Regions from separate parts of the Homo sapiens genome. Here region 1 is linked to region 2. The links are chromatin contacts, found by Hi-C in ENCODE. All regions are on one chromosome and are shown on one strand. The core of a region is the stretch at or near the end of the contact, and the rest is flanking DNA. Distances in the headings are between cores, read along the strand shown. Region 1 holds the start of HPSE2 (heparanase 2 (inactive)). Region 2 holds the start of CNNM1 (cyclin and CBS domain divalent metal cation transport mediator 1).

What was found. Hi-C counts contacts between places; a loop is a spot of excess contacts on that map. Pooled maps may share reads with other maps.
Region 1: a loop to region 2 is called in a map with no recorded cell type, with 6 times the contacts of the local background. The contact joins the promoter of HPSE2 here to the promoter of CNNM1 in region 2. A Hi-C loop is called at or near these places in 1 of 168 maps with a recorded cell type or tissue (endothelial cell of hepatic sinusoid), 2 of 37 single-sample maps with no recorded cell type and 1 of 50 pooled maps.

What each region holds. Positions count from the first base shown.
Region 1 is chr10:99,233,615-99,237,220 of GRCh38, reverse strand. It overlaps HPSE2 (heparanase 2 (inactive)), which reads left to right and starts at 1,369. Exons shown (of 12, transcript NM_021828.5): 1 at 1,369-1,708. The coding sequence starts at 1,419. RefSeq lists enhancers at 1-291, 292-792 and a silencer at 2,940-3,059.
Region 2 is chr10:99,327,963-99,331,837 of GRCh38, reverse strand. CNNM1 (cyclin and CBS domain divalent metal cation transport mediator 1) reads right to left here and starts at 2,482. Exons shown (of 11, transcript NM_020348.3): 1 at 878-2,482. The coding sequence starts at 2,450.

The sequences.
Region 1 (3,606 bases), core at 120-2,619, 94 kb after region 2:
AGTAGAAGTCCCATTTTGTCTCAGAAAGAAGCCGAAAGTGGGGCCCAGCAATGTGACTGCAGCAAACTGTGCCTGATCCCTTTCCCGCGCTTCAGGATAGGACCTAGAGTTCAATTTGCAAGCTGTTGTGGGGTGGAAGCTCAATGAGCAGCGGCGGGTCGTGCATCACAGCGGCTTCCGGCTGTTATTCCCCATCCAGGGCTATGTGACTCTGGTTTTGACTGGGGGCCGAGATGGAAACCCGAAAGTGTCACTATGGTCCCATCTGGCACTGTAAAGGCGCACTTCCCTGCAGGAGGGCTAAGTATAGGATTGACCTCCAGGAGGGTCTGGAGGGGGGACTCTACCTGTGCAGCAGAATAGAGTGGCCAAGAAGTGGCACAGTTGGACGCAGAGCCGCCCTGACTATCCAAGCACAGCTCAGGTAGCTTCGACTTGGCCAAAGCCAGCATGTATTGACGCTCCCAAGACGCTTATTCCTCGGTTGCGGGAAGAGCAGAGCAGAGCGAGGGCGCATGTCCCTTTTGGCCCTCGGATCGGAAAAGCTGCTTGACCAGGTCACTATGTTTTTCCTTCTTGCTACTCTTTGCCCTATGGAGGTCAGAGGATGCTTCGGTGTGGCTATCCAACGCGTCACAGAGATCAGGGCTCCTCTTCGGGGAATGTCCTTCAGGGCTCTATGCTTTGACAGGAATCACCGCCTCAAGACCCCTCTGCAACTTAACCGCCCTTGGTATTGCTGCTTCAACCAGAAAAGGGCCCTGAGCGGACGAAGTGCCTGACGCTGTCAGGAGAAACAAGCGTGCTGTCGGTGGGAACTCTATCCCAGCGCGTCCCGGGTTGGCGCTGGGGCTTTCGGGTCGGAGTCGGAGCTTGAACCGCCCTCCAGAGCCTCTCAGGGAAGGACGTAAAAACGAGACCCTTTGCTCTGTACCCAGACGGTACAACGGCATGGTTTGGATTCCTCCCTCTGCTTCCTGACCCTAGAGGGTTAAATTAGGAGGGTACAACGCCACCCTTTTCTCCTCCTTCCCGCCTGCTCCCCTCCCCTTACCTTTAAAAAGTTAAAAAATGTCTGCAGTAGAAATCTCTTAAAGGGGCGGTGCCGGTGTACGAGTTCTCTTGGCAAGAGTCACGGGGAAGGCTGGCTAGGGGCGTGAGTTCGCTCCACCAGCACCAAAACACTGAAAAAAAAAATTAAAAAAAATTAAAAAAAAAAAAGAAAAAAACAAAACGAGCGAGCGAGCGAGCGAGAGAGAGAGAGAGCGGGAGAGAGAGAGAGTGTGTGTGTGTTGGGGGGGTGGTGGGAGGAAGGGAAAAAAAGGGGGGAAAAAGGCGGACAGACACACACTTTAGATAAGGACAATTAGTCACTAGCGAGACCCAGTAGGAAGAGAGGTTTAAATCAGAGGGATTGAATGAGGGTGCTTTGTGCCTTCCCTGAAGCCATGCCCTCCAGCAACTCCCGCCCCCCCGCGTGCCTAGCCCCGGGGGCTCTCTACTTGGCTCTGTTGCTCCATCTCTCCCTTTCCTCCCAGGCTGGAGACAGGAGACCCTTGCCTGTAGACAGAGCTGCAGGTTTGAAGGAAAAGACCCTGATTCTACTTGATGTGAGCACCAAGAACCCAGTCAGGACAGTCAATGAGAACTTCCTCTCTCTGCAGCTGGATCCGTCCATCATTCATGATGGCTGGCTCGATTTCCTAAGGTAAGGCAGGGGTTTCGATGGATCATTTAAAATTTTTTAGTAACACCCCCTCAAGCCCTTCCTATCCCCCATTCCAAAGGGGAAAGAAGAAAATAAGCCAAGCAGATCTCTCAAAGAGAAGAAAAGAGGTTTTCCTTCTCCTGGATTGTGTGCTGTGAGGCTGTAACTAGTGATTGAGAAAAGCAATGTTTTCTATTAAGATGCACATGTTTGCAATGCAGAAGGCATTTCAGAAACTTATCAGTTATGACTGAAAAAATGTTGTGCTTACATATATCCACAATTAGCCTTCCCGTCTACTTCTGAAAAAGAAACAAGAGGTTCAGAGCAGTTACAAAAGCGAAGAAAAGGTCTCAAACAACAAAGAGCTGAAAGGAATGGGTATGTGTGTGTGTGTGTGTGTGTGTGTGTATGTGAGACAGGAGAGTGTGTGTGTGTGAGTGTTCAAGCGGGATTGCACGAAACTGGAATTTTCCACGGAAAGATCGTTTCGTCAGTTCTCTCCCACTCTCAGAAAACGAATTTAAGCAGAGGCTTGAGTGGTGGGCAAGTTGGATCGGAGTTAAAATTTTTTATTTTATATCCTCCGCTGTCATTTCCAGACTTCAGGACTTTGTAAGGCGCTTTTTATAGACGGAATGCCCCCCTCCCCCCGCCAGTTCCTCCTCCTTAAATCTCCTGCGGTAACTGCACAGTTTAGCTTTTCTTTAAAGGAAAAAAAAAATCCTCGCTGGGGTCACAGCGTTATAAGGGAAGCGGTAAGAGTCCTAGAAATACTCCAGGGAGGCTTCGGAGATCTGAACTCCGCACCAGCAGATTAGCAAACCCGGAGGTTTGTGATCCCCTTTGCTCTAGGGCTTGTAATCTAATTGGGCTCACACTCTTCCCGGGTTGTTGCAGTTTGGCAGTTAGGCAACTGCGATCCCTTCCCATCAGGGACAGAGTTGCAGTGTAAAATAAGAAATAAATCCTCTGCAATGTCGAATCCAAGTGTTGAGTTTTTAAAAATTCCCTACAAGTTGGAGCCTCAGCTGTGGGTTCCCCTCGAAGAGCCCTCAGCGCTCTCAGTCCCACTTTGCCCCGAGGCCAGGTCCGTTGTGCGTCCTTCGTATTTTTCACTCCTTGCGAAATTCGAGTTTTGCTTCTTGAGGTGCGCCCGCCTCTCAGCTCTTGGGGTTGTCCCCCTGGCCCGGGTCGGGTCTGCGGACGCGGCAGGTAGCGGGAGGCGCCACGTGGAGCGCTCCTTCCACGTGGAGGAAAGGTAGCCGGAGGACTGAGAGGCTGTAGCTGCCCTTGCCGAGGCCGTTTCGGTTCCTGTTGGTGCGGTTGCCGCGAGGGCGGAACAGCCAGCTCCGCGCGGCCCAGCTTCCTCTTCGAAAGCTCTTTCGTGCAGCAGAGCGCGTCTATGAGCTCGTCCGAATGTAGGGTGCAACGGAGTTTTCCGCAACGCTTGTCCCACTTTCATTGAACTCCTTCAGCTGCGCAGACCCCCTTTCCCCCACCAGCTTTCTTTCTTTTTTTAAAAAATCTGCCTGTTCGCCTAATGCTTTCCTGCCTCAGAAAAGAGTCTGGAAGGCAGATTTTCGGGGAAGAAGTCCTGGCGGGGCGCATTCGCATTGGCTGTGCAGGCTTCTGGATGAAAGGTTGTTGGAACTGCCCTTTCCCCAGGACCGGATTCGCGCGGACGTCTCCTTTGCCACAGTAGGCCCACGCGACGCCCTGACTGTGCCTGTCCTGGAGTGCGGTCCCGGAGACTTCTGCCAAACGACCATTCTGGTTACAAGACCCTGGGGTAGCCACGTCTCTTCTCAAAAAACTCTCCAAAAGCAGAGTCTGTTTTTTCTTTCTCGTATCCACCTCCTTTATGATGCTCTTTAACGTCACCATGTGGATTTGGG
Region 2 (3,875 bases), core at 1,233-3,732:
TTTCTTCAGGTCCAGATCTATCCTATTTCACAGGACCACAGTTCCCAGACTTACAAGGATCCTACTGCCTTAGTCAACTTTTAACCCCCAACCTGAGTACTTCCCTCCCCCCCGGGCAAAGACAGGGTCTTGCTCTTTTGTACAGTGGTGGGATTACAGCTCATTGCAGCTTTGAACTCCTGGGCTCGAGTAATCCTCCCGCCTCAGCTTCCCAAAGTGCTGGGATTAGAAGCATGAGCCGCCGCGCCCGGCCCTGGACCTGAGTACTTGATATGTGTGCAATCAATACCTGATGGGAAATTAAGTATGGGGAAGAACGTCTAAGGTGTCTGGGTTTAGTCTACATGATTCAAAAGGCAGAAGAGGTAGAAGGATTTGGAGACACAAATTCTGCTCTATATGAGGAAACATTGTCAGCCACTGGAGCTGTCCAGCAATGGAATTAGTTTGCTCTGTAAATAGTGAGCTTTCGGCCCTGGGAGGAGTTTAAAGCAAAGGCTGCTTGTATGGGAACCTGCAGAGGTGTCTCCTGTAATAGGTGGGGAGCTATGCAATGACCTTCAAGGGCTATCTCCCACCTACACAGTATCTGACATTTGGTAGGCCTTGGAAAAACCTGGTAGAATGGAACAAATAAGGAATATGGTGCATCTTGTGAATCAAGTAGAGAGGAAAGAGGCCTGGGGCTCAATCAGGAGCAAGAAGTGAGGCAGAAGTGAGATGAAAATAGCCAGGGAGCCAAGAGGTAGAGTCTTCCTTGGGTTTTTAGTACCATAGGAGAGAAATTGCTTTGGGTACCTAGAGCCTCACGTGGTTAGGAAAGGATAATACCTTTGAAGGGGATAGGAGTTGGGGGAGAAGATAGACTACTGCTCACCCTTCTTAAACTCCTCCAGAACCGTGTCCAGTCGGGTGTCATTGAAAACACAATGCAGGGGCCGGTTGTAGAAGCGGGTGACAGTGAGGAGCGGGGTGCAGTCGTCGGGGTCCACGAAGGCCAAGTCCTTGACAAATAAAATGTCCACAATGTTGTGCCGCTGGTCACCCTCGTACACTGGGATGCGAGTGTAGCCGCTGCGCAGGATCTCGGAGACAGTGGCGAAGTCGAGCACCGCGTCTGAGCGCAGCATGAAGCAGTCTCCCAGGGGGGTCAGCACCTCCTCCACAACTTTGGTGCGCAGCTCCAGGGCACCCTGTATGATGTTGAGCTCCTCCTTCACCAGGTCACTGTAGGGGTCTGCGGCCCGCAACGTCTCCAGCAACTTCTCCCGCGTGTAGAAGGTGCTTATCTCCTGGCGCAGCGCCCAGTCCAGCAGGCGGCCCAGCGGGTAGCACACGGGGAAGGCGGCTGCCATCAGAAGCCGGGTCAGGCACACGCTGTGCGAGGCGATGGCCAGCCCGTGCCGCGAACACACTGAGTAGGGGCAGATTTCGGCGCCCAGGAATACCGCGCCGGTGCACACGAGCGCCGGCAGCCACGGGAAGTGGATCCCCTCTTCGCTGTAGTCTTCCCCGGTGCCCCCGAAGCCCGGCGGCAGCGAGGTGTACAGCCAGCCAGCCAGGGCCGCGTTGGCTCCGGCTTGGCCCAGGAGTAGGGTGCAGAGCAGATGGGTCCCCCTGCCGCGAACGGCCTGCACGCGGCGCGCCTGCTCCTGCTCGGCGGCCGAGCCGCTGTTCCGCAGCACCCGTAACTCCACCGGGTCCAGCGACAGCAGGCTCAGGCGCAGGCCGCTGAACAGGGCCGACAAGGCTAGCAGCAGGAGCGCCCCGAGCGCCCGCAGCCACGCAGGGGGCAGCAGGTCCCCGCCTGGGCCGTACAACCGCGGGCGAACGCGCAGCAGGAAGCCGCCGGCGGCGCCGTGGTGGTGCCACGCGCGCCCATCCCAGGCGCAGAGTGAAAAGAGCTTCCCGCCACCGCCCGCGCCGCCCCGCTCCGCTTCGCCCTTGCGCAGCTCCCGCACTCGCACCTGGACCAGGGCCGAGCCTGCCACGCCCCCGGGACGCAAGGGCCCCAGGACTTCCACGTCCGATGCCCAGTCGCTCTGCTCCCTGCAGCGCTGCGGTCCCGGGGGGCGAGTGGGGACCGCGCTGGGGGCCACGCCGCCACCGCCCGGGGGCTCCTCGATGAACACGAGCCGCGGAGCCCAGTCGCCGGTGCCATTCTCCCCCGAGTTGAGGGTCGGTGAGGGCACCGGTGCGGCGGTGGCCGGCGGTCCTGGCTGGAAATAGACACGCAGGAGGAAGCTGGTGCCTTCGGCGGCGCGCAGGGTGCCCCCCTCCAGGGACACGCGGCCTCCAGCAGTGTCCTCGGGCCGCAGGCCCAGCAGCCAGGCGGCGGCGGCCGGGGGCCGAGGAGACAGGGAAAAGAAGAGCAGGAGCACAGCGCCTCGGCTGCAGCAGTCCCGGAGCCTGACACCCACCGCTGCTGCCGCCGCCGCGGCCGCCGCCATCCTGCACCCAGCGCAGCTGCACGTGATACTGCAGGAAGCCGAGCGAGAGCTGGAGGGAGGAGGAGCCGGAGCTGGGAACCCAGCCGCAGGCAGGTCACCACGTGTACGCCCACTGCGCGCGTGGGCTGGTGGCGGTGGGCATTCAGACTCCACCTGGGCAGGAGGTCCCCGCTGGAGGCTGGAGGTGGCCAGGCATCACCGCACTGTGCGTAGCGGGTACACACTTCGGTATATCTGAGATGCAGCCTGAAAAGTCTGGGTTTGCAGCATGGCCTCCTACTCCAAAAGTAAGGTGCTCCTCTGCGAACTCCTACCCGGCAGTAATTCCCTGCCGGCTCCACTGCTTCCCCATTGGCCCGGGAAATTTCCCAGCTTTTCGCTTCTCCTGCCACTTGCATTCCCCCTTCTGGTCAAAAGAATATTCTGGAGTCAAGTCTTGAATATGTGAAAACTTTTAGCCTCAACTCCAGCCGACCTTTCATTATTGTAAACATTTCTGGATTATTTAAGTTCAATTCTTAGTTAAGATCCGAATGTCCATCAATAAGAAACTGTTGAAATAAGTGAAACCACTGTGCAATGGAATACTATGCGGCAATAAAAAATAATGCGGTGGATCTGTTGTATATGTGATACGGAAAAAAATCTCCAAAGTAATTGTAGAAACAAAGTAAGGTGCAGAACAGCAAGTATAATATGCTACCATTTGTGTTAAAAGTATTTATGTATAAATTTGTACACACACACACACTTATATGAGATTTATTTATTTATTTATTTATTTTGAGATGGAGTCTTGCTCTGTCGCCCAGGGTGGAGTGCAGTGGCACAATTTTGGCTCACTGCAACCTCCACCTCCCGGGTTCAAGCGATTCTCCTACCTCAGCCTCCTGAGTAGCTGGGATTACAGGCGTGCGCCACCGCGCCCAGCTAATTTTTATATTTTTAGTAGAGATGGGGTCTCACCATGTTGGCCAAGCTGGTCTCGAATCCCTGACTTCAAATGATCCATCTGCCTCGGCCTCCCAGGGTGCTGGGATTACAGGCGTGAGCCACCGCGACCCGCCGTTTACATCTTTTAATTAATTTATTTATTTTGAGACGGAGTTTCGCTCTTGTCACCCAGGCTGACGTGCAATGGCGCGATCTCGGCTGACTGCAACCTCCGCTTTCCAGGTTCAAGCGATTCTCCTACCTCAGCCTCCTGAGTAGCTGGGATTACAGGCGCCCGCCATCACGCCCGGCTAATTTTTTTTTTTTTTTTTTTTGGTAGAGACGGGGTTTCACCACGTTGGCCAGGCTGGTCTCGAACTCCTGACCTCAGGTGATCCGCCTGCCTCGGCCTCGCAAAGTGCTGGGATTACAGGCATGAGCCACCGTGCCTGGCGGGTTACATCTTAATTATAGTACAATATCAAAAGCAGG